2 separate regions of the Homo sapiens genome follow, and region 2 is linked to region 1. The links are chromatin loops, found by intact Hi-C in ENCODE. Cell type or tissue: endothelial cell of umbilical vein. All regions are shown on one strand. Each heading gives the region's core, and the rest is flanking DNA. Links, peaks and the distances in the headings are about the cores only. Region 1 overlaps LPP (LIM domain containing preferred translocation partner in lipoma). Region 2 overlaps LPP (LIM domain containing preferred translocation partner in lipoma).

Region 1 (16,713 bases), core at 5,052-13,051:
ATTACAGGTGGGATATGCTAGAAAAGGCATTTTGGGGTTATGTTTAAAAAAACATTATTGTCCCACAATATTACCTTAAGATTTTTCTTTTCCGCACTACCTGAACATTGTAATACAGACAAACTTGATTTCTTCTAGAAGATAACATTTTCAATACTGTCCCACTTCTCATCTTAAAAATATTGTCATGTTTATTCTAATATCCAACACAACTATCAAAATTGCCTTTTTCTCTAGAGGATGAAGGCTGTGAAAAAACCGTTCAAATTCTCTTCTTTTTCTTTTTTATTACCAGGTCCATTTTGCCTGACAATTGCAAATCAGAGCATACAAAATAAAACTGTGCAGTTTTGTTTGGTTTACTTTCAAAAGAGTAGAAAGCTTGAAAAGATTCTGAAACCACAGTTTCATTATTCTCATAATCCTTCTGCAACTGAAATTACATATTGCAGGAGACATTTTCATATCATCAATGTGACATTTACACCACACTTTCAAAGACAATCACTGAAACAAAAATTGTCTTTATGAGCTAAAAATATGCAGAATCTCTGCCTAGAATCTTTATTCAAACTTTTATTAGCCAGTGAAACACTTGCTTGCCAACTGCCAAGCCATACTTATTAAGTTCGAACATGTTTCACTTAAGGAGAGACACCTAGCTTAGTCATGGCAAGTTGCCATTTTGTAAACTAAGGATTTTGGACTGAGATTTCTTAAATCTTTCTTCAAATCTCCCACAAGTATATACTTTTAAATTATGGAGTATTTTAAGTCTACAAAAAGGTATAAATAATAATATAATGAATTCCTATATACCTAATACCCAGTTTAAGACACCAAATATAACAAGTATAATTACATCCTCCAATGTACCGTTTCCTTATTCCACAGATATCTTTTTCATTATTGTGAAGTGATGTTCAGATTTCTAGTTTTTTTTCTAGTTTTTAATTTTAACATCAGAACTGAAATAAAAAATTATGGATACGTGTTTTGAATTGCAAACTATTCCTCAGGAATTCCAATTAAATTTATTTTACTTGAATAGGAATGATCATAAAAGTGATTCTTTTTTTGTGACTAGAAATTCTTAAGCCGATGGTCACTATAGCTCATCCTTAATGTATGGCTCATTTGCTTTTGTCACTAAACGGTTTTGTGTTAGAACCACCAAAATTATAGCTTTTAAGAGCTTCCTTTGACCACTGTCTTTTTCTTACCCTAGTTCTCTTATCTTTGATCGTATATTTCTCATAATGTGAAATATGATGAGATTCACTTAGGGGCAGCATGTTAGTTTTGGGAGGCAATGTCAACTGTGTCTCTGAATTCCTGTCTTCCAAATTGAAGCCAGACCATGCTGATGACCTCAAGTAGCACTGACTATTTGACAATAGGGCTGATAATGTAATCGGCTTGAATTTTGACTTAGTAACTTTTTATGTAATACTTTCGGAGAAATTCTCTTTAGGACAAAGCAGAGAGTCCAATTTATTGAGGGATAGATTGTATCTCTTAAAGTGGTCATATTATTATTAATTTTGCCAAAAGAAGAAGAATTTATTGAATATTTATACTATAAAATGCAGTAACATTCTACTTGCTTATTACATTTAAATCCTTGTGTAACTGAATGTTTACATGTCAAGAGGAAAAGCTGTAAGAAAATGCTGTCACAGACCCATCCCTGTGGCATCGTCAGCAGAATACTGCTTGCTTACAATCTTTATTATGCATTCTTATAACATAACCTCAGAGTATCTTTACCAAAGGTTTTTAAAGTAAATCTCTTTTTAAGATAGACTTATTCTTTTATAATAATGAATGTGCACTCATACATATGTAGAAACATTTAGATTTAGAGTTTTTTTTTTCTTTCACAAGGTATAATAAGGAAAGGATCCTACAATATTTTATTCTAGGGTTTCTTAAATATATGATTTATATTACTGTCTTTTCTATTAATCATTTGATTTAAACAATGCCAAGTCACTCTTTTTTAGTTGCATGAAATTTTGCCTGCAACAGAGAGAAAAAGATTGTATTACTTTAATGATTATAATCATACTGTCTGCTGATATAATATCATAATTGTTGTGGTTTAAATACATAAATAGTAGAAAAATCAGAGTCTATAACAGAAAGTTTGTAAAAATATACTGATTTTGAAAAGTATCAGGAATATAAATATTTGGTAATTCTGTGTAACAAGAGAGACATGGAAAAGGAAAAAAATCCACTATATCATGGGCTCTGCAGAACATATCAAAATAGGATTTCTTAAATTTTTCAACCCCCAGACCATACTGACTCAACATGGAGTCTCACTGGCCAAGAAAATTGCCTTTAAAACTCGAAAATAAGGCCAGGTGTGGTGACTCACACTTGTAATCCCAGCAATTTGGGAGGCTGAGACAGGAGGATTGCCTGAGGCCAGGAGTTTGACACCAGCCTGGGCAACATAGTGAGACCTTGTCTCTACAAAAAATAAAATAAAATAAAAACCAAATTAGCCAGACATGGTGGCATGCGCTTGTTTAAAAAAACAAATAAATAAATAATCGACTCAAAAATAAGTCATGTGTCCCAGCATAAGGCATCAGGTTGTTAGATGCTGGCATCTCTGCAGCTCAAAGATGTGGGTTCTTTTTCTTGTCATTAACACATTGTTATTTCTGTAGGAGCAACTTCTCTGATCAAAATTACTTTTCTGGGTATGTGCTGATTAAGGGGGTGGACTTATCAACACTATAATTGTTCCCTATGAAAGATTCCACAGAGATGTTTATGGTGAGGTTTAAAGGATATGAAACTCTACATTTAAACAAGTATTTTATATTTGGGTACAGAGGAAGAAAGAGAGGGCTTTTTCCATGGGGCTATAGTAGAGAGTTAGTGGAATATAGACAGGACTCTGAAAACACAACTTCCAGCCATTTTTTTAGTTAGTAAAAATCCTATTAATGTGAACCAGCCAGGAATAACAGTGTTATTTCTATTGGATATGGTTTGGGCTTCTCTTGTCAAATCTGTGTCGGCTGCCCCCTGATCCTTCCATTATCAAGTTTTGAAGGGTGTTGGGGAAATTATGGCAGCTGCTAGGGAGATCAGGGAAACACTGATGTAACCTCAAAGCCTCTCACCATTCCTCTTGGCTTGGAAAGGCTTTATTTTTTCATATACATTTCTAGAAATATTGCTATTCTACCTTAGTATTTCACATTTGTAGTTCAAACAAGCGATTGTCCATCTGTTGCCTAGAGCTATAGTACATGTGTGTTATGAATGAAATATGACAGCATGTTCCATACCCCTGCTTTAGCCATCTGTGGGAAACCAGCAAACTGAAAAAGACACCTCTGCAAAATGTGCCTCAAGTCCATTTCTTGGGATCGCTCGTTTGGTGCACTCTCGTGGGAGACAATCAGAGAACAACATATACTTGTGCCTTATTTTCAAAGAATCTATTTACACTACTATGAATATTCCACTGAAGAGTCAATGATGTAAATGATAACCACCAAATCTCAAAAATATACTCACCAAAAAGTAAAAAAGTAAAAAAAAAAAAAAAAGAAAGAAAGAAAAGAAAGAGAGAGAAGTCAACTTTTCATCTTAATATATTCTAGTAGTATTTATTTTTTCCTTGTCTTGGAAGTATCTCATAGGTCTTTAAATGAGTAAAACATTTTTATGCCAGAAGGTGATATAATGGATGTTAGTGTTTTTTATTTGATTTTACAGTAGTTTTAGTCAGATAATGAGGACAGAGACTTCAACTTGATTCTTTACCACCATTCAGCATATTTTTTAATTGTCTTCATTGTATTTGCTTAATAGTGGTCCAGACAAGTTCAAAACTTGTTCTCAGTGAGGCATTAATATGGTGCAACCATGAATATTTCAGGCCAAGTTATTCACTTGACAGATAACTAGAATGAAACTTTTCTCATGAGGCTGTTGTTTGGTTAGCATAGCCTTATTTCAAACCTTAAAAAGTTACCTGACTGAAGCTACTATGACTTGGTAAGGATTCTTCCTCTCTTGCTTTCTTCCTCCCTTCCTTTCTTCCTCTTCCTTCCTCCTCTTCTTATTTTCTTTCCTACTTTCCATCCTACCTATTAGTGTTGCTGTACTTGGATTTTTTGTAAATTAAATCAATGCATTATGATTTTAGGGAATTATGATTATATTCATAAGGGGAAGGCTACCAGAAAATATATGTGGCATCCATAAAATCTTCTTTTATAGGGGCATATTTTTTAGGTTGTATTTATTCGTAAAGTGAAATGAGATAATAGAGTCTTTCTGTTTCATGTTAATGAATTTTCATCAGGGACTGAGGTCATAGATTCTTGGAAAATTCATTTGTGACTGATCTAGTTTTCTCAGCTGTATGCAAAGTAATCTTTCAAAGACTAGGTTAAGATTTTTTTTTTAAGTCTGAAGCAATGTAACCCCAAAAAATTATAATTTTAATGATGGCATTTTATTTTATTCCATTGCAGCTTGATAACTTTCCTTATAGCAAAGGAATAACTATTGTATTTTCAGAATTTTAACACAGATTAACACTTAGCCTGTAAGACTAATAATATATTGTAATAGTTGATACTAAAATATTTTTCAGCAGGTTGGACAGCACCAGTTTTTCTTAGATCACAGACTACAGGCAGAATTTCCCTTCAATCCAGAAAAAAGGACACTAATTTCCTTTTCTATTTAATTTTCCTGGCCCTTGTGCAAAAAATTGTGGACTCTATCTTAGTTACAACATGCATGTCCCTTATTTTGTGGAGAGCTGTGTGAAAGATGCGTTTTTTTTCTTTTTTTCTTTTTTTTTTTTTTGAGACGGAGTCTGGCTCTGTCACCCAGGCTGGAGTGCAATGGCACGATCTCCTCTCACTGCAAGCTCCGCCTCCCAGGTTCACGCCATTCTCCTGTCTCAGCCTCCCGAGTAGCTGGGACTACAGGCGCCTGCCACCACGCCCGGCTAATTTTTTTGTATTTTTAGTAGAGATGGAGTTTCACAGTGTTAGCCAGGATGGCCTCGATCTCCTGACCTCGTGATCCACCCGCCTCGGCCTCCCAAAGTGCTGGGATTACAGGCGTGAGCCACCGTGCCCCGCGTGTTTTTTTCTTTAGCTGATTGACAGGTCCCCTTCAAAGTTACAAAAAAAAGTGCTAATTTTTGCTGTTAAATTCTGGTTGTTATTTAATTGACAGAAGTCTCTTGATGCACGAATAAATATCTCTACATCTAGCCTTTGTTAAAAATAAAAATTAATATTCTACAAACACCTACATATACTAGAGAGGGGTGAAACACTGCAGCTAATTCCTTTATAATACTTTCAGATGATTGCATTAAGCCTTTCATGTTATGTGGCATTGTTAATTTTTCCTAGATACCCATCCACTTAAGGGCCAGAGAAATCCTTATTCATTTAACTCTGGTGGGCATTTATGTAACATACCCAAATAAAAACGTTATTAAACAGCCACAATCGCATTCAGTCAACTTGGCACTGAATGTAGCTTCTAAAATCAGTTCTCTACCCTACGAATGGAATGTTCTACCAAGAAAGAGAAGCATCACCATGTCATCTTGTGTTCTACACCACTATAGAGAGTTACAGTTGCCCCCAAACACGAATGCTATTCCCAAATAAAATAGAATCATGCTTTGGGAGGCCAAGGCGGGCCGATCACGAGGTCAGGAGATCGAGACCATCCTGGCTAACACGGTGAAACCCCGTCTCTACTAAAAAAAAAAAAAAATACAAAAAATTAGCCTGGCTCAGTGGCGGGCGCCTGTAGTCCCAGCTACTCAGGAGGCTGAGGCAGGAGAATGGCGTGAACCCGGGAAGCGGAGCTTTCAGTGAGCCGAGATAGCGCCACTGCAGTCCGGCCTGGGCGAAAGAGCGAGACTCCGTCTCAAAAAAAAAAAAAAAAAAATAGGATCATGGCCCTTTTAAAGATCTGAATCTTCTCTGTTATTTTCCTGATGAATCACCATCCCATATCTTCTTAGTCCTGGCCAGTATGTAGTTGCGCTCACATACGTCTATTCTAGCTCTGTAGCTCCACAAAACAAGTCTTAAGTCCAAATCTTTGCCTCTTCATGTCTGATATCACCAACTCATTCAGCTTTTCTTCACTTATTGACATAGTGTCATGTCCTATCACTCTCTGCTGCTTCTTTAAACAGTGGACACAAACATATTTTCTAATTTTCAGTGTACTCAGTGAAACTTGGCAGTTCACCATGAGTCAGGCTAGGTTGAAAGGCTTTCTTTAGGGTTGAAAGTAAACGAAATTGGAATCACCCAAAGAGAATTTCCCCAAAAAACCTCAGACCCAGAAGTGTAAAAGCTACAGAAGGATAGAACTCCCATGTCTACAGACAGTTCTGTTACTTTTTGTTCTGTACTATTTTGGATGTTGCCAAAATCAAATTCATCCTGAAAACAGGAAGCAAGCTAATGCATATGCCATCCATGAGATTCCCACTTCTGGGTCAGTTCATATTCCATTCAACCTTTTCCTTTTATCCTTGTCTTCTTCAGAATAAGACATTTTTCCTCCATATTTTCATATTAAATATTAACACTTTATAGGTTCTACTTTAATATATGGACACTTTACAGGTTATACATAAATATTTGCTGGTTGATTGATTTCGAGATTCATTCATTCTGTGCTCAAATATTTGTACCTAGAGACGTTACATGTTAGAAAAAGTGAGCAGCTTCTTTCTCTAATCATTTAGGAGTCCATATTTTTCTTTTCTTTTTGTTCTCCCAACATCCTTATCTCTTACTCAGCTCTTCAATTTATAATTACCAAATAATCACTGTTAGAGAATCAGCCCCTAAGTAACTTTGATTCTGGCCAACTGTAATAAGATCCAACCACTTAAATCTGTACTTACTCAATAGGAAGGAATGTGACATCAGGAAGAGTCATTCCAGTGACATTAGTAAGACTTTATGGAGTACATAAAATTTGATAAGAAATCTTGAGCTGATTCTTTGACTTGATTTAGAAGTTGAGAAAAGAGTATTTAAGGCACAACAGGGAAACATGGGCTATACTCAGAGAAGACCCTCTGCATTGGCCAAAATATCATGGATTCTGGAAATTCCTTCTTAACAGAAAAAAAAGGCTTCCAAATAATCAGGCTGAATGGGAAGAAAAAGGCATAGAGGAAGCCTGAGGAAGTATTTACTTGCTTTTCCCATCTCTTTATAATTGGAAGAGAAGATGATCTGCCAAAATATAACCCAGCATGCACAGTATGGACAGGAAGCAGCCCTCCATGAACTTTATTATCACAGAATATGAGCATTCTTATTGATCCACAGCTACATCTTCTATTCTTGCAGCAAGGGTACATGTCCTTTGACCCTCCACAAAAGAACAAGCAGGACATCTCTATTTTCCTATTGAGTCTGAGTCCATTATTAGAAAGGACTTCCCAGCCATCTTTTCTACTTGGTATTAAAATTCCCTTACAGATTCATTGCTAAGTGCCAATTCTTTTTTTTTCTTTTGAGACGGAGTCTTGCTCTGTCGCCCAGGCTGGAGTGCAGTGGCGCAATCTCGGCTCACTGCAAGCTCCGCTTCTCGGGTTCACGCCATTCTCCTGCCTCAGCCTCCCGAGTAGCTGGGACTACAGACGCCCGCCACCGCGCCCAGCTAATTTTTTTTGTACTTTTAGTAGAGACGGGGTTTCACCGTGGTCTCGATCTCCTGACCTCGTGATCCGCCCGCCTCGGCCTCCCAAAGTGCCAATTCTGACTCTACTTAAACATCACCTGTATCAGGGAGCTCATTATTCCTTGAGGTCTTACATTTCTTTCAGCACATTTTGTTCCAAGCTACACGACTTTAAAACAGAGCCAGCCTTTGGGGCATATGTTCTCTTTGGTGCCACACAAAACCTGTAGTACATGATACAGTGTTGCTTCCCCCCTCCTTTTCCTTCCATATATATTTGTTTTGTTTTGGGCATTGCATTACTTTTTTGAATTTTTAAGAATCTCTAAAATTAGTCTGAAGGATGTTCTGAGGGCCAGACATTAGAATTTGTGAGTTTTTTTGTTGCTGGTTGTACTTTCCTATTTAGAAGACAGACCGTTCTGACAGTTGTTGTGTAGCTTCATGCCTTCCCCAGTAACTAACCCATGAACAGTACACCCCTTTTATCTGACTTGTTGATAATGACCTTAAAAATGTTAGGAAATGGGCCGGGCGCGGTGGCTCGTGCCTGTAATCCAGCACTTTGGGAGGCCGAGGCGAGCGGATCATGAGGTCAAGAGATCGAGACCATCCTGGTCAACATGGTGAAACCCCGACTCTACTAAAAAAAATACAAAAATTAGCCGGGCGTGTTGGCGGGCGCCTGTAGTCCCAACTACTTGGGAGGCTGAGGCAGGAGAATCACCTGAACCCAGGAGGCAGAGGTTGCAGTGAGCAGAGATTGCGCCACTGCACTCCAGCCTGGGCGACAGAACGAGACTCCGTCTCAAAAAAAAAAAAAAAAAAAAAAGGTTGGGAAATATTGGTGTATAATCCCCATGTCTAACAAGGAAGAAGTCAAAAGCAAAAGATAGTGGTATTGCCGAAAACTCATTATTTCTAGTTAGTTCATCTGTGGAAAAGGATATCGTTCTTGAGGAGAGGGGTTCTATTATGCTATAGTTTTCTATGGAAATGTACAAATGCTTTCCTCATTGCTCTGGATGACTATTTAGTTTAAATAATATACCTTTGTCATGGGGAAGACCATGATTGTGGCTTCTTCTACCCCAACTTTGAATGAGAGAGCACTGTAAGCAGAAACTGCCATCAGTCTCCTGGGCAGGACCTGGAGGTAACTTTCTGAGCTGTAAAATAGTAATTCCTAAGAGAGCTTACAAACTGCTTCCACACAGAAAATAGCGCAGGGAGGACAGTTATTAGTACCCCTATTCTAGAAGAGAAAGCTGAGGCTCAAGCCATTAAGTGACTTGCCAAAAGCTGTGACATAGCTGGGAAGTGGCAGATTTGGGGATATAACCAGGTCTTGCAAGTCCAGTGCTGTCTCCAAGTAGCCACGCTCACAGCTGAGAACACCTTAGAGGACAATATCGACTTCTTACAGACTACCAAGCCCCCAGTCATCCAGGGAAATTCAGAGACCAATTGACTGCCAGGTGGCAAATCCACATGTGTACTGCGGTCTTTAGAGATCATTTAGAGCTTGCACACATCTGTGTCTTCTTGTGGGAAACCTCTAGGTATTCTGTCTGATCAGCACTGTGAGGAAGTTGGTGGGAAAAGGCCACTGATAAGAACAAACAATGGGCAGAAGGAAGCACATTGCAATAAATTTCCCCAGAGAGAGTTCCTTTACATTCCATTCACCAAAAACCTCTCTGGAACTGTCAGGTTCAGAATATCAACCAAGACCATATCATTTAGAATTCATTGGCATGTAGAGGTGACTCGATTCCTAAAAGAAGCCTCTCTCCCATGAACCACGATGTACGTTCCACAGAGGCAGAAACCGCCGTAGGTTAGCAATGCATTTTAGTCTTTCTCTCCATTCACATTTACTGAGAGCACACCACGTGCATGTTGCTGCAACAGGCATTTCCGATAGAGCCGATCCATGAGCTAACAATGTCTGAAAACAAATGTTATGGAACTGTTGGCATTTCTGAGATTTGGCCTTTGCCATTTGATAGACTTTGCTTCCCAGGATGCTGTCATTTTGTGATTTTTTATAATTACAAGGAATTTGGTACCATGTTGTTTTCAAAAAACCTCCTAGAAAGTCTCCATGTATGCTCTAGAAGTTGCTCTACGTAACAGTTCAGCAAGCAAGTGTTCCTTCTCTTGAGCTGCGTCCCTCAGGAAGCTGTACCTTTAGGGTGTGCTTTCCACTTTTTATTTCCTCTCATTTCACTCCTTTCATTGTTTGCTATATCCTAAAATATGTGAAGTGAGAGAAAAAATATCATTTCTTCTCATTAAATCTCCTGCATTAAATCTAAGAATCCTTTAAAATAATCACACCTGATAAGTGTTTTATGCATTTCCCTCCCTGGAGTGTTATCATCCATCAAGCCAGTATCATCATCCACCTGCTTATTCCTTGGGACTAATGAGAGCCAAGTTAAATAGCAAATGACTTCTCACCCCTTCCTAGTCCTCATGCCTGAGGAATAAGGGCGACATTAATGGGAGCGGGAGAGTGGTGGCTTTGGTTGAGATGCACGTTCACAGACTAGAAAAGTGCCTCACCTCCATGGTGTATATGTGCCACCTTTTCTTAATCCAGTCTATCATTGTTGGACATTTGGGTTGGTTCCAAGTCTTTGCTATTGTGAATAGTGCCGCAATAAACATAAGTGTGCATGTGTCTTTATAGCAGCATGATTTATAATCCTTTGGGTATATACCCAGTAATGGGATGGCTGGGTCAAATGGTATTTCTAGTTCTAGATCCCTGAGGAATCTCCACACTGACTTCCACAATGGTTGAACTAGTTCACAGTCCCACCAACAGTGTAAAAGTGTTCTTATTTCTCCACATCCTCTCCAGCACCTGTTGTTTCCTGACTTTTTAATGATTGCCATTCTAACTGGTGTGAGATGGTATCTCATAGTGGTTTTGATTTGCATTTCTCTGATGGCCAGTGATGGTGAGCATTTTTTCATGTGTTTCTTGGCTGCATAAATGTCTTCTTTTGAGAAGTGTCTGTTCAATACTATGCAGCCATAAAAAATGATGAGTTCATGTCCTTTGTAGGGACATGGATGAAATTGGAAATCATCATTCTCAGTAAACTATCTCAAGGACAAAAAACCAAACACCACATGTTCTCACTCACAGGTGGGAATTGAACAATGAGAACACATGGACACAGGAAGGGGAACATCACACTCTGGGGACTGTTGTGGGGTGGAGGGAGGAGGGAGGGATAGCATTAGGAGATATACCTAATGCTAAATGACGAGTTAATGGGTGCAGCACACCAGCATGGCACATGTATACATATGTAACTAACCTGCACATTGTGCACATGTACCCTAAAACTTAAAGTATAATAATAATGAAATAAAATTAAAAAAAAAAAAGAAAAGTGCCTCACCTCCCTGTGAGGCTTGATGAATATTGTGGCCAGTGAGTGGAAAATGATTCTTGTCGAATAGACAGAGTATTCCCACCCCAGGAATGGATTAATAGAAGACACAATTTGAGCACTTCTCAGAATTATCTAGTATGCCTGAGTAGAGACTCACATGGGTGGAATCTGTGTTGTCTCATCAGAGGGAATAAAAAGACAATGAGGTGGTAAATGTGAAAAAAGCAGCCTTTTAGAAAAACATTATTTTCAAATACCTTTATAAATCATCTAATTTATCTTCACATAATATAAAGAAAAAACTAATAAAAATTTTCGTATTTCACTTTACATAATATGTTCTCCCATATTTAGGGATCATACAATTGTATTGTCTTCAAAACACACACACACACACATACACACACACACACACACACACACACACCCCTTCCAAGAAAGCTGATCCTTCAGAAAATAAATCTTATTTTTAAGCACTTGGGTTTTCAGGCCAGAAAATTAATAAATCCTAAACCTGACCCATTTTTGTAACAGCTAAAAAGGAGAAGAAAAAGCTAGTTAAATTTTGTGTGGATCCATTTATCTCTTAAAATATGCCAAAGCAATTTGAGGTGGGGGTGGAAACAGGTATTTATCTCTCATGCGTGATTCTCTCTTTATATTTCTATCTGTTGGGAAAAGGGTAAAGAACTATTCTTGGTCATTATTGATGTATTGTGTTGCCACTTTGTATGGTGCCTGCTGTGCTTTATCCCGAGGCATAGCAGTAATCGTTACTATCTTGACTCTTTCCTTCATCACAAGAGAGTAAATATGAAGTCTGAATGTCGTTCCTCACCCCCAAATTGTTTAACTCTGCTTCCAAACTAGTTTAAGAAATGCAAAATGGGAAGAGCTAGCTTTTCTTAGATACATTTCTTCCTTTTTTATTCTTTCTTGGGAGACGTTAAGTATAAAAGGGAAAAAGTCAGTTCCTTCTTCTCTCTCTTTCTCTTTGGGTGACAGCAATGCTCACTTAGTAATTATAAACTGGAAATAGGAGAGTAGCTTGAGCAGGTTATGATATATCTGCCCAATGTGTTTCATTCCTTCAAACATAAACTTTGAGAGTAAAAGAGATTTTTATAATTTAAATGCCAACGACAGGAATGGCCTCATGTTTTAACTTTCAAATAATAAATGGGGAGTTGGTATTTGGGCAGAGTTTGCATTTTACTAATCCTATATACTTTGAGCTTAGTTTTTAGAATTGTGTCAAATACATCAACATATCAGGATTATAGTGCCAAAAATAGTTAAAGTGCCTTGGTCCTCCCTCTGTAGGCAGCAAATTGAAACTAACATGGGACCATGCCATCCTTCTAGCATAATGGAGAAGTCTGAACTGAGGAGTATCTTTGATGAAAGACATTTAGGACCCTAGAAACTAAATCTTGTCACCAAGACTTTATAGTAAAGTAGTAGCAAAATTATTTTTAAAAGACTTTCTTCCTTTTACTACCCATTTCCTCTCTTGGGAAAGCTGATGAGCAAATTATCCAAGACTCATTTCTTTATTAGGCAAAGTCAGAATATTTCCCCTCTGAAAATCTGAATTATGCCCTCATTCTTTTTCAAGAAATATCTCAAAGAGCAAATAGAATTAAACATGACACTTGATTGTCTGATTATTTGGCATGTATAAAATTATCATGTGGCTTAATGTGCCTTAAGTGAAAATTTAAACTTAGACCTGAAACCTTTACAGTTGGATGTAGCGTTGAGCTTTTGCATGTTTTCTGTATAATAAACCACTTTTGTTTTGTTTGTTTTGTCTTTTAACCTACACCTTTATCATTACTCTAACAGATTTAGGGCTTCTCTTTCTCTACAGCTAAGTAAGGGAATATGTGCAATTATGAGACATACAAAAAAGGAAAGGGAAAGGACTTTCTAAGTAGCAAATCTGTGCCATGAAGTAGATGTGGCGTGAAGATACAGAGCCTGAGGATAGTAATTTTCCCTGAGCCACGCACACAGGCTTTTATTTCATGCCTTTTCTCTTTCTGTGCCGTCACCTTTGAGAAAAACGATTGCACCTTCTCCAAGTCTGCCTTTTTAACAGCTACAGTTAAGTTGGCAAGACTTCCCCAGCTCTGAATATAGCCATTTGCCGACTCCGGCCTCTTTGCGAGACTGACTCAAATCTGTGATCTTCTGTTCAGCATACACATCAGCAAAGTGAGAAGATGAGCACTAAATATAGGCTCTATTAACTTTACTTTTAGATTTACTGCCTTCAAAAAGTGCCTATTCTGAGCAACATAAACGTTATTCCTTACATATGTATGTACACACGGTACCCAGAGTCGTACTGTGCAGCCTTCAAAAACATACCATCAGAAAGAGTAGGTGCTGAGATAAGGAAACTTTGCCAAATGAAAGAAAGTCACTCACTTCCAATATCCCCTCTCAAGCGGCTACCGTGAAACGGGCTGCAAACACATTCCCTGAGCATCCCTTGCTGATACAGCTTCTTTATATTTATATCCTACTGGATGGTAGCATATTGCTAAGGTTTCCTGTACTCTGCTTCAAGGGAATGTAAGCTTTATGGCATTGAAACATTTAGGGAAAAAAAAGATGTTTAAGAGAATTAATAGAGCCGTAGTCTGTATTAGGATGTGTGTCATATGTGTGTTCTATAAACTAAGCATCGGTGGGTTTAGAGTGTTAAAGTGTCAGCACATTCCTTCTCCTTTTGTCTCTCAGGCTAACATGAGAGAAAATAGAAAAGTCTTGGCTGTGGGGATTGGAAGCTCAGGGGGCCAAATGTCCTTGCCAGATCCTTAGAGCATTACTTTGACTCCTAAAAATAGTAGTGTATGTTATTTGATGGCTTTTGTTTCCATAGTTCCATCACTGACAAAACTGTCAATACTGTTGATGGAGCAGCAGCATAGCCTAGAGTGATGCATTCTTACCCAGAGGTGGCAATAGGAGAGGGTCCATGTAAATAGGACGAGGTAGACAGTGCATGATTGTAGGAGAAGGGTTGAAGGGAGGACATGATTCCAAAAAAGATCGTTCTCAATGTGTCGTCTGACTCAACCAGCTGGCAGATTACACTTGCCAAGTCGTTCCCTTTCCTTCTAAGTCAGTTGGCTCCATATTCACTTGAATATGCCTCTGTTTGGGCAAAGCAAGATACCTCCACTTAACCTTTATCCAAGGAAGCTCTTGGTGTCCTCTTGGTCATAAAGTTGTCTCCTACCTAACCCAGTTTTACCAAATGGAAGTAAAAGGGGACAAACTATGGAAGATGGACTCCATGCCATTGCAGTCAGCCACCATTCTCTTTTCCATATAAGGAGCCCCATTACATAAGCTACGGGTGAGGTTGGAACAGCTATGTTTCATAATTTCAAGAGTGTGACCACCCTGCTCTAGTCATCATCATTGGATGAATCCAGTTGACTCTTTGGCAAAAGGGTGATACTTTTCACTAAAAATGCCTACTCTTCCTGTTGATGTTCCTTTTCTGTTTTTACCTTGTCCAATTTCCACACTAGTCATTTTTTTTATTTTTTAGAGGATCAGATTTTAGCGCTGGAAAATGAGTTCAAAAATTTCAGTGTAATGTCATAAGGATGTTGGGATACAGAGATTTTTTTTTTCCTTGGAAACAAATGGACTGGGAAGAAACACAGCATGGCTTTGCTCTGAGTTTCAATCTGATGATTATGACCATGGAAGATAGTCTTATGTAAAGGTTAAATGGTGTTTACAAGTGGATAGATAAGGCGGAGATGGTGAGAAGCCGGGTTTTCTCTATGCTAAATGTGTCTACTAAGAGCAGCACTTCCTACTAGCTAAGCACAATCATAGCCCCACCGTGATGAGCTGCTAGTCTGAATAACATTCCCTGACTTAGGGAAAGGCACACAAAAACATATAAAGAATATGTCTATTTTCATATGTGTGATACTGACAGAGCCATGGTATTCCTAAAATATAGGTTTCTCTTTTTTCTTGTATTCTTAGCAAATTGCATTTATTCACTACATTACAAACCATCACTGATGTATCCAAAATAGCACACATAGTTCAGTATGAAAATAAGAGAATAAAATCTGTTATAAGCAAGTGATTTAGGTATTTTCTTTTGTGTTTATGCATTATCTGACTATATTAAAACCTGTTTTTCTATTTACCTTCTATCAGTTTTCTCTACCAATTATGTTTTTTCAATGCTCTATAAGAATGAATATGGAAATTATATTTCTTTTTTCTGTAAAAGAGTTGCAACTACTTTATTATATTTAGAAATCCAATAAACTTCTTATTACATTTACTTGCCTATGTGTGGAATTCTTTTTGAGTTGGATAATCTCTGTTTCCTTTTCTTCTAACCCCCTTTACTGTGTGACTCATTTTTTACATCATTTGCTTTCCATATGGTCTTCTGAGAAACGGAATATCTCTCATAGCAAATATGGTGCCACAAGAGTATGAAAGCACCCACTCTCTTCCACTGTTAGCACAGAAGAACTTAAGGTCAGAGGTGTTCTAAAATTATTTGACCACTCTGTGTCTTGACCTTGCAAAGACATTTTCATTTTTAAAGCTGGATCCAAGTAAATGGGTCCCTTAGGGTGGGGTTGGGGTTCTCCATTTTCATCACAAACAAGTGGCTGACTTGTTCATACTTTTATTCCATCTGTATTACGCATGCTTTTCAAACATTGAGAATTTCCTCTGTACTAGGCATCTTGAGCAATACAGCTATCAATGACATATAGTTCCTTTCAATGAGTTTATAGTCTAGTTAAGCTGATAGATATGGATACAAATACCTATGGGGAAAGGAAAGGAATAACCACAAACAGGAAAAAGTAACTTAGCATGTTCCAGACTTTTCACTGTCACTCCATTTTCAATATCCTTGTGATTATCTTACCCTCATTTTATAGATGAAAATTCCAAGAGTGAGGAAAAAAGTTAATAACCCAAGATCAGCATTCATTTGCTGAGCCTTTTTTTTTTTCATTTTTTAAAGTAGCAGTTCTACAGAAGAACCAAGACTCCTGATACCCAGTCTATTGATGCTTAATAAGAGTGATTAGCACTACAGCATACGTGAAACTCACCCCACGAAAGTCAGAAAAGATTATCTGTTCTCTTTTCTACTTATCTCTCCAACATCACATTTCTGCCTACTAGTGCTGGGACATCTGAGAACTACAGGTGGGAAGACTCTGTACTAAAGACCACTATTTTAAACTGCCATACACAAGATCAATCTTTGAACAAACAAAGGGTAGGTATATCAATGGGACTTGTGGTACTTGTAATTTCTTACCAGAAAGTTGTAAACAAAAGAATACATGAGATGTAACCTTGTCTTCTCTTTATTCTTCTACAAAGAAGCTGTAAGAGGTAATCTTATCTTCCTTCTCCCTGTATTTCTCAAATTACTCTGTTTTTTCACCTACCCTTCTGCTCTGTTTTCTAATAGTATACATTCATTTGTTCTATTCAGAGTGTAAGAGCTAGAAGGGCCTTTAGAGATTATTTTACTCTGACTTTGTGA
Region 2 (16,713 bases), core at 3,852-11,851, 95 kb before region 1:
GTATTTATAGGGGTTTTGTGAATGTCAAATAAAATTATATTTGGAACAGTGGCTAGTGCCATAAGTAGGACTTAACCTTTAGCAATATGTACTACATTAAAAGGAAGGTGGACACATGAGTGATCTCTAGCATTTTGTGACTGGAAGGAAAGAGACTGGATGACCACTCTTCAGAGATGCTATGGACAGTACTTTTGTCAAGGACTGGGAGTGGAGAAAATGACTTATAGTGGTCTTTCCAACATGAAGTTTGTATTAATCCGTTTTCACACTGTGAGGAAGAAATACCTGATACTGGGCAATTATAAAGAAAAGAGGTTTAATTGGCTCACAGTTCCACACGGCTGGGGAGGCGTCAGGAAACTTACAATCATGGTGGAAGGCACCTCTTCACAGGGTGGCAGGAGAGAGAATGAGAGACAAGCAAAAAAGGAAAAGCCCTTTATAAAACTATCACCCCCTGCCTCGGTGCGGTCGCTCACACCTGTAATCCCAGCACTTTGGGAGGCCGAGGTGGGTGGATCACGAGGTCAGGAGATCGAGATCATCCTGGCTAACACGGTGAAACCCCATCTCTACTAAAAAAAAAAAAATACAAAAAAATTAGCCGGACATGGTGGCGGGTGCCTGTAGTCCCAGCTACTCAGGAGGCTGAGGCAGGAGAATCACTTGAACCCGGGAGGCGGACGTTGCAGTGAGCTGAGATCATGCCACTGCACTCCAGCCTGGGCGACAGAGCAAGACTCCGTCTCAAAAAAAAAAAAAAAAAATCTATCACCCCCCTTGATTCACTTACCTCCCACTGTGTCCCTTCTACTTCACGTGGGGATTATGGGAACTACAATTCAAGATGAGATTTGGGTGGGGACACAGCCAAACCATATCACACATGAAACACAGAAAAAGGACATCTTTTTACATGGATCTTCTGATATGCTTGTACCAAAGCCCACAGTATATCCTGTCTTCTTGAAAGAGTATCATAGTTATTCATTTGCCTTGGATGGAAATAATGTTGTAATACCAGTTAATACTTTTTTCAACTAAAGGGAATTTGGCTTCATCTCCAGTTGCAAATTCACATCAGGAAATATCAAATCCAAAGATCAAAACTCAGTATCTCATCACTTTCAGGACCATCCTTGCCACTTGTCTCAGGCATCATGTACCTGGAAGCTGAAAAGCAATGTACAGAACCTTTGAATTGGAGAGATATCAATTTGAACCCAGATCCTGCTACTTCCTACATTGTGAAAGGGATCAAGTTTCTTTAGTTCTCTAAAGCAAAGGTTTTTCATCTATAAAAGGAGGTTAATAAAAGGGAATACTTATCATGTTGAATTAATGGGAATATTAAATGAGTTTATGTGGTTTAATTGCCTAGCACAGTATCTGCCTCCTAAGATATGTTTAATAAATGCTAACTGTGACTATAGAGATTTACCCTGAAGATACCTGTCATGTCATGCCTTCTCTGTCAAATAGATCATGAATGCAGTTCCTAGCCTCTCTCTCCTGTTATACCCTCCTAGCAATATTCTGATGCAGATGAACCCAGCCACTTGTCTTTTGCTTGCCAGAACAGCTGAATGTTGCTGGGAAAAAAAAAAACAAAACACAGCCGGGCATAATCATATCATTATAAGTTGTGACCAGCCTTGACCTGCGCCTTGACCCCACCCACAGCCTACATTCTTACACCCTGCTCTCAACTGTTTCAGACATTCTCTACTGTGACTTCTATCTCCCTTCCCCACTCCTTCCTTCTCAAGGGATGCCCTGGCCTCATTCTTCATAGTGAAAATGAAAGCTGCCAGAAGAAACTCTTTCAGCTTCTGCTCTCAAATCTGTGCCCATCCTTTCTGTCCCTTAGTGCCTATCAGATTATCAGTTGCCAATTGGTCTCCATGTATCTCTGGTCCCTTTTTCCCCTGTCTTCTGAGTGCCCTGGCTCCATGGATCATCCATTCTTTATCCTACCCAATGGGATTCTTCTCGTCAACATCCATTTGTGCCCCAGCTTGGCCCATATTTTCCCTCCATTGACTCCACAGCTCTCTGTAGCTATTGCTTTATCCCTTCCTTCACAGCCAAACTCTGGAAAGTTGGATATTAGAAATGCTGTCTCCACACTATTCACAATAGCAAAGACATGGAATCAACTTAAATGCCCATCAGCGACAGACTGGATAAAGAAAATGTGGTACATATACCCCACAGAATACTAAGCAGCCATAAAAAAGAATGAGATCATGTATTTTGCAGGAACATGGATGGAGCTAGAGGCCATTATCCTTAGCAAAGTAATGCAGGAATAGAAAAACTAATGCTGCTTGTTCTCATTTATAAGTGAGAGCTGAATGATGAGAACACGTGGACACAAATAAGGAAACAACAAGCACTGGGATCTACTTGAGGGTGGAGGGGGAGAGGAGGGAGAGGAATGAAGATAGCTGTTGGGTACTGGGCTTCATACCTGAGTGGTGAAATAATCTGTACAACAAACCCCCATGACATGAGTTTGCCTATGTGACTAAACCTTCACATATACCCCTGAACCTAAAATAAAAGTTTTTTTTAAAAAAAGAAAAAAAAATCCTGCCTCCATTTTTCTATCAAGTATTCTGCCTGCTACCAGGCCCCTATCCCTTCATAGACTAGCTGAGGACATCAGGGACTTCCATGTTGCCAAAACCGTGAGTCTAATCAGTGTTTACCTAACTTGATATCTCATTCTTACAAAACTGTCCCTCCCAACTTCCTTGGCACCCCAGCCTCCCGATTTTGTTTTTAATTTTTCAATAGGTTATTGGGGGCACAGGTGGTGTTTGGTTACATGAGTAAGTTCTTAGTGGTGATTTGTGAGATTTTCGTGCACCCATCACCCAAGCAGTATATACTGCACCATATTTGTAATCTTTTATCCCTCGTCCCCCTTCCACGCTTCCCCCCAAATCCCCAAAGTCCGTCGTATCATTCTTATGCTTTTGCGTCCTCGTGGCTTAGCTCCCACATATCAGTGAGAAAATATGATATTTGGTTTTCCATTCCTGAGTTACTTCACTTAGAATAATAATTTCCAATTTCATCCAGGTCACTGTGAATGCCATTATTTCATTCATTTTTATGGCTGAATAGTATTCCATCATATATATATATTCCATCATATATATATATTCCATCATATATATATATTCCATCATATATATATATTCCATCATATATATATATTCCATCATATATATATATTCCATCATATATATATATTCCATCATATATATATATTCCATCATATATATATATTCCATCATATATATATATTCCATCATATATATATATTCCATCATATATATATTCCATCATATATATATATTCCATCATATATATATATTCCATCATATATATATATTCCATCATATATATATTCCATCATATATATATTCCATCATATATATATATTCCATCATATATATATATTCCATCATATATATATATTCCATCATATATATATATTCCATCATATATATATTCCATCATATATATATATTCCATCATATATATATATTCCATCATATATATATATTTCCATCATATATATATTCCATCATATATATATTCCATCATATATATATATTCCATCATATATATATATTCCATCATATATATATATTCCATCATATATATATATTCCATCATATATATATATTCCATCATATATATATATTCCATCATATATATATATTCCATCATATATATATATTCCATCATATATATATATTCCATCATATATATATATTCCATCATATATATATATTCCATCATATATATATATTCCATCATATATATATATTCCATCATATATATATATTCCATCATATATATATTCCATCATCATATATATATTCCATCATATATATATATTCCATCATATATATATATTCCATCATATATATATATTCCATCATATATATATATTCCATCATATATATATATTCCATCATATATATATATTCCATCATATATATATATTCCATCATATATATATATTCCATCATATATATATATTCCATCATATATATATTCCATCATATATATATATTCCATCATATATATATATTCCATCATATATATATATTCCATCATATATATATTCCATCATATATATATATTCCATCATATATATATATTCCATCATATATATATATTCCATCATATATATATATTCCATCATATATATATATTCCATCATATATATATATTCCATCATATATATATATTCCATCATATATATATTCCATCATATATATATATTCCATCATATATATATATTCCATCATATATATATATTCATCATATATATATATTCCATCATATATATATATATATATATTCCATCATATATATATATACACACACACACACACACACACACACATACCCACACATCCCAGTTTCTTTATCCACTTGTTGATTGATGGGCATTTGGGTTGGTTCCATGATTTTGCAATTGCGAATTGTGCTGCTATAAACATGCTTGTGCAAGTATCTTTTTCGTATGACTTCTTTTCCTCTGGGTAGATACCCAGTAGTGGGATTGCTGGATTAAATGGTGGTTCTACTTTTAGTTCATTAAGGAATCTCCACATTGTTTCCATAGGACCAGCCTGCTGATTTTCTCTTTACCTATGTCTCAGTTACCTTTGCTGTTTTGTATTCTCCCTGACTCCTAAGTTGTCCAGTCTCTCTGGGATCATTTTCTTTCTCAATTTTCTCTTTAGTCACCCTCATATCCTCCCAAGCTTTTAGATATCATCAGTATGCTGACATGTCTCAAATAGGTACCATGATGGTTTTGTTACTATTTTTTATCTTAGCCATTCTGATAGGTGTGTAGTAATTATCTCATTATAGTTTGACTTGCTTTTCTCAAAGTGCTAATGATATTAAACATCAGTGCAGGCTGGGCCCGGTGGCTCATGCTTGTAATCCTAGCACTTTGGGAGGCTGAGGCGGGTGGATCACTTGAGGTCAGGAGTTCGAAACCAGTGTGGCCAACATGCTGAAACCCTGTCTCTACTAAAAATACAAAAAAAATTACCCGGGCATGGTGGCGGGTGCCTATAATCCCAACTACTTGGGAGGCTGAGGCAGGAGCATTGTTTGAACCTGGGAGGCAGAGGTTGCAGTGAGCCAAGAGCATGCCACTGCACTCCAGCCTGGGCAACAGCGTGAGACTCCGTCTCAAAAAAAAAAAAAAAAAAAAAAAAAAAAACCAACCATCAGTGCAGAAGAGGATGTGGAGTGGAGAGACTGCATCAATTATATTTTGCTGATGAGAATATAAGATGGAACAACCATTCTAGAGAAAGTTTTGGGAATTTCTTCTTTTAAAACTAATCCTGCAACTACCATGTGACCCAGCAGTTGCACTCCTGGGCATTTATCCCAGGGAAATGAAGACTTGTATATCCCAGGGAAATGAACAAATCAAATATTTGTTCATAGCAGCTATATTTGTAAGATTCCCAACCTGGAAAAAACCCAGATGTCTTTCAACAGGTGAATGGTTAAACGGTGGCACATTCTTACCCTGGAATACGATTTAGCAATAAAAGGAAGGAGTTGTTGATATATGCAACACCTTGGGTGAATCTCAAAAGAATTATACTGAGTGGGAAGGGCCAACCCCCAAAGGCTGCATACTGTATGATTCTATATATAACATTCTTGAAATAACACTATATAAATGGAGAACAGATTAGTGTTTGTCAGGAGTTAGGGATGGGAGACAAGAAGTCAGGGATTAGGAATTGGGGGTTTGGGGTAGCTGTGGTTATAAAAGGACAATAGAAGGGATCATTGTGGTGATGGAACTGCTCTGTATCTTTGCCATGGTGGCAGATACATTAATCTATACAGGCAGTGCAATTACATAAATCAAATACACACACACCTGCATGAACTTACACATATATACAGACAAGTGGAGAAATCTGAATAAGATTGATAGACTGTATCAATCTCATATTCTGGCTGTAATATTGTACCATAGTTTTACAAGGTATTATTGTTGGGGGAAACTGGATAAAGGGTACTTAGATCTCTACGTTATTTCTTTCAACTTCATATGAATCTACAATTATAAGAAAATTTAAAGTTTAATTTATAGAAAAGGCAATTTTAGATTTGAAATAAAATTCCTACATTAACTGAAAAATTAATTAAATATAAATTTAAAATCAAAATTAAAAACCCTTTGACAACTTTAGATCTCTCTCTCTTACACACACACGCACACACACACATACATCTAAGCTTTATTGTCTTTGCTCTACTAACAGTTCAGCTCCCTGTAATTCAGTTTCTATCCCCACCTCTCCACTTACACCACACTTCTGAACATCACCAGTGACCTCTTTGATGTTTAATACACTTAAGACTCTTCAGTCCTTATCATTCTTGAGCTCTTGCAGCATTTAAAGATGTTGACTCTATCTTTGTTTCATTTGACTTCTATAGCACCGTACACTCTGGGTTTTCTTCCTATCGCTGTACACAACTTTCTACCGTTTTTAATAGATTTCCTCTCTTCATTCCTTAAATTCTCCATTTTTCTTGAGTTCTGCCCTAATCTCCCTTCTTGTCTCAATCTGTACTCCTGAGTTATTTCATCTGCTTCCGTGAGTACAAATATCATCTGTGTGCTGAGAACTCTCTGGCCAAAATCTGCAGCTGGATCTCTCTGTAAGCTCCAGATATGTATCTATCATTTTAGCCTGCAGTCTTCATAGATTGGCCCATAGGCCCACAAATGCAACAGTTTCAGACAGAACCCAAGGTGTTCCCTTTTAAACCTGCTCCTCTCTGTGTTCCTTTTCCATGAATGGCATTACCTTGTTGCTCCAACCAAAGGCACAGGAGCTGGCCTGTATCCTTCCTCTTCCTTCAGTATCCCCTCTTATCCACTTATTAACCAATTTCTGACATAATACTTTGGCTTCCTTTATATCTTCTTTCATTTATGAGACAAGTTCCTTCAGTGTTTTCTAGTGACTTTTCATTACTTGGAAGAGACAGTTCATACTCCTCACACTACCATGTAAAGAGCTCATAGCCACATGCACACACATGCACATCCACTTGTGCACACATACCTAAACACACACCCAAAACAGAGAGATTGTCTCATGCCTGTGGCTGGGTAAACACTTGTCCTTGATGGAATGTGTAGCTTTCCCATCTCCATCCCAATCACCTAGCCAAAAACTCTCCTCCTTCAGGCCTCCATTTAGACATCACTTTTCCCTCAAGTATGTGTGATTCTTGTGCCTTATCCTCCCCATCATCCTGTAATAGCATCCTCTGCTTTTCCTCATCATAGCATTTAGAAGACTGTATTTAAATTACCTATTTGACACATACCTCAGTAGCTATACATTTTCCCTAAGGGGAGGGTTGATGTCTTGTTTCTCATTGCATCCTGCAGTAAGCACCGAGTAAGTGTTTCTTGACTCTGGGGCTGTACTGAGTTGAAGAAGGATGACATCACTGACTACAGAACCCTTTGTATAAGCATCAAAGGGGTAGCAGTGGGGTAAATGATCACATCCTGGCTAAATGGTTCCGATTCCTACAACCCTGCAGCACGCCCCCCCGGCTCTAAACCTTTTAGTCATTTCCTGTGAATCTTGCCAGCACTCATTTCATTTTTTGTTTTTTCCATTTTCTTCATCTTTCCCACATAGTATAGACCAGAATGAATCAAGGTCTAACTTATGCTGACTGTCCGTGTTGCATCATCAGTCTTTGGGGCCCCTTCTCAGTTTCTGTGGCTGCTCTTGTGCCTGCTGACTCCATCCCTGTAGACCTTGCTGTTCCTCCCAGTCTGTGGCCACTAACCTCAGTTATTTTTACTGAATGTGTTACCTCATCCATAGTGAGTCTTTTGTTGTTGTTGGGTTTTTTTTTTAGCAACAATGTATTTTTTAATTAAGGTATGTACATTGTTATTTTAGACATAATGCTATTGCACACTTAATAGACTACCATATAGTGTAAACATAACCTTTACTGCACTGGGAAACCAAAAAAATAAGTGTGACACACTTTATTCAATAGTCACTTTATTGCAATGTTCTGGAACCCTTTTTGTTGTTGTTGTTGTTGAACGGTTATTATAACATGTCTGATTTAGAGGAAAGTACACTGAACTGAAAATCAGGAAAGCTGGGCCCAGGGGGCTGGCCTTGAGCAGCTGACTAAGCCTGTACATTTAATTCAAAAAGAGCTACTCAGGTTATTCCCTTAATCGGTCTTATACTTTATGACAGTAAGCACTTACCTCGTTCTGTCACATGGTGTGGCCAGATTATGCATGTACTATGATTCAAAACATTCACGTAAATAAATCTTCCTAACATACAAGAATTATGTGTCTGTGGTGCTTTCCAGCTTTTGATGTGCTTGCAAACCCATTTTCTCATTTAATCCTCACAAAGTTGGAAACCAGCTCACTTACTTATTCATGTTTACAGGAATAATCAACATTGATGCCAATAATTTTGATTATATATTTTAAAAATCTCATGAAATTGGTTTTAAAAGAATCATTTATTAGACAAAAAGAGTGAACCTATCAACAGGCAATTCACAGAAGAGAAAATAAAAATAACAAATGAACCAATGAAATGATGTTCAAATTATTTAAAGAAATACAGTTTAAAATATTATTTTTTCATTCTCAGACCAGCCGGCATTTATAAGTTCAATGCTTGGTATTGGCAAAAGTATGGGAAGCATGTACTCACATGGGCTTGTGATAGGAGTACAAATTAATACAACCTTTTCGAAACAAAATTTAGCACTATCTTTCAAAATTTTAGGTGTGCACTATTTTTGACCCTGCAACTCGATTTCAGACAGTAGGCGTATTTGCATAAAGGCACAGTGGTATTCTGTTTCAGAATACACATTGCAACATTTTTATGATAGAATAAAAGGACTAGTAAAATAAAGTACAGCAACTGCATGCAATAATAACATGGAGGCTATCAGAAAAATAAGACAAATCTATATATGCTAATTAAAGACACCTTAAAAACTATTTTAGGAAAAAACAAGGTACAAAATAGGACATAAAGGATCTGATTTGTGTTTGAAGAAAAATTTCAAACATGAGTGTTTATATGTGAATGTGTGTGTGGTGTGTGCGTGTGTGTGTGTGTACATGCTTATACAGGCATGTATAAGCAATCTGATACATGCCTGTATAAGTATTACCCAATCTTTTAGTGATTATCTCTGGAAAAGAGTTTTACTTTTCATTCTCTACCCTTCTATGACAGTTGAATTTTTGAATTTTTAAATGAATAAATGTGTGTGTGTTGTGTATTTTTAAAGTTAACATACAGACTGAGCGCAGTGGCTCACGCCTGTAATCCTAGAACTTTGGGAGGCGAATCACCTGAGGTCAGGAGTTCAAGACTAGCCTGGCCAACATGGTGAAACCCTTGTCTCTACTAAAAATACAAAAATTAGTCGGGTGTGGTGGCGGGCACCTGTAATCCCAGCTACTCGGGAGGCTGAGGCAGGAGAGTCGCTTGAACCAGGAGGTGGAGGTTGCAGTGAGCCAAGATCATGCCACTGCACTCCAGCCTGGGCGACAGAGTGAGACTCTGTCTCCAAAAAAAAAAAATGTTAGCATATAGCGTAGAATTCAGCTTTTCTTATTCTAGGTAGCGATGGTGCTTTTCACTGCTTTGCCCAACTTAATTGACCCAAGTAGAAAAGTCTTCAAAAAAAAAAAAACGCTTTAGAAAAACACTTTAGACACTTTAGATTTATGTGACTTCAAAAGTCAAAAATGGTAATAATCCTGCTTAGGCAGAAGCCTTGCCCTCAGTCCCAAAACATGATGGACAAGCGGGTGACTTACCTGTGGCTTTTCTTGTATCTTGCAGTCTGTCAGCAATCATGAAATGTAGGCCTCAGAGTGGAAGGGCCCCTAGAGACCATCCATTGCCTCTCAGGAGCATGGTCATTCTGCAGATCAAGGTCCTGCTCTGGGAGAAATGGGTGCACACTCACTCTGCGTTCTGTCCAGCCCTTCTGCCACCTACATTTCTATGCTTTTCTCTTACTGCTAAATAGCTTCCTAAAGGAAAAGTGAATGGTCTTTGTGAATTCAAACCTCATTCTGTTGCTTCCCTATTTAAAACTCTTCAATGAGTCCCTCTTCCCAATGCTCTGTCTCTAGTTGTTCTGTATATAAAAGCTAAACTTCTTCACATGTTTCTGTTTCTCTTGTTTATGCGATCGTTTGTCATTGGCCTTGTGTTGGTGATGTATGTTCTGAATGAATAGGCTCCAGCAATTAAGTGACTGAGATGAAATGCTTTTGTATCTCTCTAGCCTCATTTCTTTTTTTTTTTTACCACTGTGATGCAAACACATGGAACTACTGTTCTCCATTGCACCATGATTAGTCTATCCGTAGTCTTTTGTGTGTGATCTTTCTGTACCTAGAACACTCGTCTTGGGCTTTTGCCTGGCCAGTACATTGCCATCCTTCAGGTCTCAGCTGATTTTTCACTTCTTCCATGGAGCCCCCTCTGACTTCACAAGATTGCGTTGTCCTGCTCATATGTCCTGCTCAGAGCATGCTGCATGTCTCACTTCATAGCACCTGTTATTTTTTTAGTATAGATTTTGGTTTTGTTTGCCTGCACCCCATTCCTTGAGGACAGGGAAAGTTTCTGTCCCCCTGTTGTGTTGAGGACACTATTAAGTTCCCTGCCATTACCTGGTGCTTAACACATAGTAGATGCTCTATTAGTGTTGGAATGGATGAGCTCTAGTGAGTAAGCGCCTAAGACAACACAGACCCTAAGGTCTTCTGAACCCAACCAAGTGCCCTGTTTTTGCTGCTATACCAGGCTGTCCTTCTTCCCACTGCCATCCTCCTGGTTCTGTTCTCTCAGCCCAAGCACCGTGTGTAGCCTAATCATGTATATCTATTCTCAGAGTTTGTAGGACAGGATACGAGTTAACAACTTAACGCCCTTCAAGATTTTGTGTAACAGGGAAAGGAGAGAACACCTGGAATGGTTCCCGCTTGGAGAAACGTTTTTCATCCTTCTTAGTTTCAGCTCCAATCAGATGGATTCAGCCTGTGACAGTCAACATTTACAGCCCTTGGGAGCAGCTCCATACTCACCTCCTTTGCCTGCTTACCGCAAGCTCACTGCCTCCTCCTCAGATTGTGCCAGACATACCAGGTTTGCTGCCGGTGAGAAGCAACAATCCAAATCCTACCTTTCTGTTCAGGTCCCAGTAAAATCTTCACTGGCAGCATTTTAGAATTGCCCCTTCCCTCTTCTCTCAAAGGGCTGCTGTTCAGCTGGCAGGACCAGCTTCTCTGATGCAGTGCAGTTCAGTGCAAACCAACGGAAAGCCCACAGTTTTTTTGTTTTTTTGGTTTTTTTTCTAGGTGTAAACAAACCTGGTTGATTGTGAGGCAAAGAAAAATAACAAAAACAAGTGAGAATACATTAGATTAATTTACTCTTTCTTTTTTCCCGCTCATTCATAATGTGATTGAAATCAGAAGTAAAGAAAGTAAAATCAGAGTGAGTTCCCTCTGCTCAGTCACCCACCCTGATCACAAGACTTTTGGAATACTGGGAGGCACTGCATTTAAGTAAGTATCAGCTGTATGGAGAGTATGAGGTTAAGATGATGCTGGATTTAATTTAAAGTCTCCTCACTGGTTTGCGTGAAGGAAGATTTTTATCAAGCAGAGTGAAAGAGACAGAATCTTGAAGCTTCCGCAGAGGGGAAGAAGACAGGGCCGTGCACTGCGAGTCAGTATGCCTCCAGTCCCTCTGGTGGGCACCGGTCCACATCACAGGAAGCCCAGCTGTGGTGGCTGTCAGTGTCAGAGGGGCTGGCAGACAGTAGTAGAGGCCCAGAGAAGTTACTTTGTACGTATCAGTCTAGAAGGAAGAGATTATGAAGATTAGTCAAGCCTCCCTTTCTCATTTATCCTTTTTTTTTTTTTTTTGAGATGAAGTCTTGCTTTGTCTCCCAGCCTGGAGTGCAGTGGCACGATCTCTGTTCCCGCAACCTATGCCTCCTGAGCTCAAGCGATTCTCCTGCCTCAGCCTCATTAGTAGCTGGGATTATAAGCACCCACCACCACGCCCAGCTAATTTTTGTATTTTTAGCAGAGATGGCGTTTTGTCATGTTGGAGAGACTGGTCTTGAACTCCTGACCTCAGGTGATCCTCCCACCTCAGCCTCCCAAACTGCTGGGATTACAAGCATGAGCCACCATGCCCGGCCACTTTCTCATTATACTGATAGCAAAATTGAGACCCACATCAGCGATCTAACCTGTCATTTCAATGATGTCCTGACATAAGAGTAAGCGGCCAGCCTGCCCTTTAAGTAAAGCCTACTCATATGGGAGTATATGTGCTTTATTAATTAGCAGAAGGGTATCCAGGCCTTCTTGGAAGCTGTCTTCTCTCTGTATGGGTAAATGGGCAACTTTTCTAGCCTTCCGTCTAATTGGGTTTAATATCAGTGAAAGAATCTTTAAGAAGGTGTGCCCTTAGGTGCTAGGGCCAGTATTGTAGGTGGCAACCAGGTACATTAGTCTCTGCCCTTGTGGAACTCATATTCCCATGTTTGTAAAGGAGTCTGGGCCTCTTATATGTGGTAAATGAAGTGACTGTCTATGTAGTTGCCTTTGCAGGACACAAGTCCTTGCCTTAGTTTCCCTCCAGCCAGGACTGCCCCACCGAGACTATTCATAGCTCCAACTTAAGGTGCTTTAATAAAGGGCAGAAATCATGACAAGAAAGGACGCTTTTCTTCAGGCAATGAATTCAGCCTGATTTTAGAAGCTGTTTTGGAGAGGTCTCTGTAAGCATATTACATTTTATTCCCTGCAGTACAATATTTATACATGGATAATTTGTATTGACAGTTGATAGTTACATAGAGGTATATCTCACTGGTTCTCAACTCTAGCTGCATTTTAGAATCACCAGGAGAATTTTCTTTTTCGATTCTGATGCCTAAATCTCTGCCCTAGAACAATAAAATCAGAATCTCTAAAAGTGAGGCCCAGACATGGGCAGTTTTGTTATTATTTATCATTGTTTAATAATAAATATTACGTAAAAGTCAGACTTTTAATGGCTCATTTGTAGGGAGGAGAACTTGCCATTTCCCAAAGTATCACCAGCATAAAAGGTGAATTTGTATTTTGTTCTCTAAGTTTCTGGCATATTCTGAAACTGCAATTTAAGTGACTCTCCTACCTCTGTCTTACTCCCAATTTATATTTAGCTGGATTCATATTAGAGGGCAAGAAGGGGCAAATAGAAAAAAAGTGATCTTTATCAAACCCATTTCCTTGTGTTAGAAAAACGATTTGTTGGAAAAAGCCATCGAGGAGATTTGAGATTCAGCACAAAAAAGAATTCGATATCACCTAATACAAGCTGAGAAGGGCTACCTCAGGGGGTCCTTGTGCACCTCACTAAGGAAGGTCTTTGGCAGAGGCAGAGACCATGACAAAGGTTTTTTTTTTCTTTATTGGACAAGAGCCAGAAAAAAATGGCCCCAAGATTATGCTCAGCCCCGGGAACCTACAGAAACCATGGAGCAGTAGGAATGGGTAGCTAGCCGTGTTAGAAGTAAATTTGAGGCCGGGTGCGGAGGCTCATGCCTGTAATCCCAGCACTTTGGGATGCCAAGGCAGGAGGATCACGAGGTCAGGAGATCAAGACCAACCTGGCCAACACGGTGAAACCCCGTCTCTACTAAAATACAAAAATTAGCTGGACGTTGTGGTGTGTGCCTGTAGTCCCAGCTACTCAGGAGGCTGAGGCAGGAGAATTGCTTGAACCCGGGAGGTGGAGGTTGCAGTGAGCTGAGATCATGCCACTGTACTGCAGCCTGGCGACAGAGCAAAACTCCGTCTCAAAAACAAAACAAAAACAAAAACAAAAGAAGTAAATTTGATTAATGAAATCTACCTTTATGTTTTTACCCAAAGTGTTATCAGGAAAGATAACGTTAAAAAATACACGTGATTTTCTTAATGTCTTAGTTTGAGCAAGTAATTCTAACTACTCTAGCAAACACATTTTTAAATCTCAGGGATTTAACACAATGCAAGTTTATTTTTGTCTGACAAAAATCCCCCATGTTTAGCCAGTGCATTCCACGTGGGATTCAGAGACTCTGTCTTATTCCATCCAGTGGTTCCACCAGTCTCTAAAGCCTAGAGGTCCTATGCCAGATTATGTGAATTAAAATTAGAAGAGAGTATTAAGGATCTTCTGGGACAGTGGTGGGATGGTTACAGTTTCCAGACTCATAAATGTAAAACAGTGTTCCTTCTACAAATATTCTATTGGCTGGGGCTCATTCACTTTCACACAGTAACAAAGAATGCTTGGAAATGTGGCCACACTGTATACCCCCAAAAGAAGAGGAATTAGTTTGGTTCAAATTTATCTAGTCTCTGTCATGCTTTCATCATCATCATCATCATCGTCATCATCATCGTCATCAGCTACTGTGGATCAGCATACTTTCCTGCAATTTTCCAAATCGAATTTTGTGGTTATATATTAACAGAGTATATAAAATTCATTTTCCCTACATAATATGTATTTTATTCCTATATGTGTTTTCTGCAGTGGTCTGATTTATATCAATGACTAACATATAGATTCGATTTGCACCAACTAGATAATTTAATCTCTTACTCCTCCTTGTTGACAGTTGGTGGGGTGCGCCTTATTTTTGAAGAAGAAAATGCTTATCCAGTTATTCAGCCAATCTCAGTTGACAGCCTATCACATGTCAGGCACTGGAAATTCCGTGGTGAGCAAAAACAGACAAGTGGCCTGCTTTCAGGAAGTTTCTATTCTGTTAAGGGAGATGGACAGAGTGTTTTAAAAGAAAGGAGTATTGTCCTAAGATAATTAAAACACAGGAACCTGACTTAGACAGAGATTAAGACAGGCATTCCTAAGGAAGTGATACTTCACTGAGTTATGAGGAGTGAGTAGGAGTTTAGACATCTCCAGACAGTGCAGCACGCTGATTTGAGGAACTGAAAGAAGGCCAGTGTGGTCAGAGCTCAGAGACTGAGGGAGAAGCATGATGCAGGATGAGTTTTGAGAGATAAACCATGAAGGACTTAGGCCTTGCTAAGCATTTTGGCCTTTTTCCCAAAAGTACAGGAAAGCCTAGCCATTTTATTATTTTATACCACCCATCCATTACAGGCTTTTCCTGAAAGGTCTTTGGCAATAGGGGAGCTATGGAAGCAACATCATGAGTAAGTGACTGGGGGAACCTTTTCCCTAAGTGTTGTGGTTGCTAGCCACACACCATGTATTCAACATCTCTCCAACTCTCCTCATCGTTTCCCAGAGCTGAAAGTAAGATGAGCACGAAGAAACCATGTTTAGTTAAGAACATGACCCGAAGAGTGAAAGGTATTTCCTGTTCCAAATAGGAGCCCAGTCTGCATTTTCTACTACATGATTTAGTAGAAAGACACATTGGATTTGAACCATATTTCTTCTGCTAGCCAATTCCATCTTATCTACAACTTTTTGATAATTATTTTGAGAAATAGATCTAGATCACAGCCTTCCAATTCCTAGGCCAGGATACTTTCCATTTTTCTACACAGACCCCATTGCAGTCCTCCCTTCTTCACAATCTTCAAAATATCCTTCTGATTGAACCAGATATCTTATTCTTCATCCCGTTTCCTGCCCCCTAAAATGACCTATCTTTCCCTTCTAAAACTTCCACTAACTTTAAAATTGGAGCTCAAGGCTTCCATCTCCACAGACTCTGCCCTGACAACAAATTGGTTGGTTTTATTTTCTTCCCAATGAATAGAATAGCCGTTAGAGGGAATTGTCTTCAGCTCTTTTCCCCTCCTCCTCCTCCTCCTCCTCCTCTTCCTCTTCCTCCTTCTTGCAAATACAAACACAGCAGGGCTCTATGCAGCTGGTTACTCTAGGCTCTGGTAACCTAACATAGCAGGGGAGGACAGAAGTCAATAGCGTGAGAAGTCTGTTTTTGTCACGGATTTGCTAGAAGCTATTAAAGTGTTCTTCCTAAGTCTGTTACTTCATAGGTTGAGGGAAGTAATGCATCCCACACAAGAGGACTGGGATATGTTTAAAGTAGTAGGAAGGCATTTGCCACTATTCTAGTCCATCCTGCCCATGCTGCCTAATGTTTGTTCCTACAGATCAAAATCTCATAATCTTCTAGACTTCTAGATACAGAAGAGTTGGAGAGATCAAAGCCTTGCCTCTGACCCAGATTATTCGATCTCATCTGGCATATCCTACACTCTAGCCATCCTGACCTGCCGTGTGTTCCCCTAAAGCTCCCATCCTTTTCTGACTTTGCTTTTCCTCATTCTGTCCCCTGCATTGAAATGCCTTTCCCACATCTCTATGTCTAAATCTTACATGGCCAATTCCAACGTAATCTAATCTCTGAAGATTCCCTTTGCTCCCCAGTTAGAAGTAGTCACTCCCTGCTCTGCTCACTTTTTGACATATATTAATTTATATAGCTATGCATTTATATGTGTATGTATTATATTCCTTACAAGAGAAGCTTTTGAGAGAAGGGCCTATAACTTTTCTTTCTATTTGT

Evidence for each region. A loop is a pair of places that touch in the nucleus more often than their neighbours do. Peaks named below come from ENCODE experiments on the same cell type or tissue, not always from the same donor. Only the 100,000 strongest peaks of a DNase experiment are listed, where the experiment ranks them.
Region 2: it touches region 1 in a loop (2.2-fold over the local background); 2 of 110 quality-filtered maps call a loop at or near these places.

Annotation. Positions count from the first base shown.
Region 1 is chr3:188,875,198-188,891,910 of GRCh38, forward strand. LPP (LIM domain containing preferred translocation partner in lipoma) reads left to right here. Exons shown (of 12, transcript NM_001375462.1): 12 at 1-15,474. Among named protein-coding and RNA genes, the nearest start is that of TPRG1-AS1, 64 kb to the right of the region's middle. RefSeq lists enhancers at 7,168-7,669, 7,670-8,169. In endothelial cell of umbilical vein, for the core only: no CTCF peak of the experiment used is centred there; DNase peaks (open chromatin) are centred at 6,964 and 9,514; H3K27ac peaks cover 4,088 bases.
Region 2 is chr3:188,781,140-188,797,852 of GRCh38, forward strand. All of the region lies in intron 9 of LPP (LIM domain containing preferred translocation partner in lipoma), which reads left to right. Among named protein-coding and RNA genes, the nearest start is that of MIR28, 100 kb to the left of the region's middle. RefSeq lists a silencer at 15,062-15,231. In endothelial cell of umbilical vein, for the core only: no CTCF peak of the experiment used is centred there; a DNase peak (open chromatin) is centred at 7,662; H3K27ac peaks cover 1,372 bases.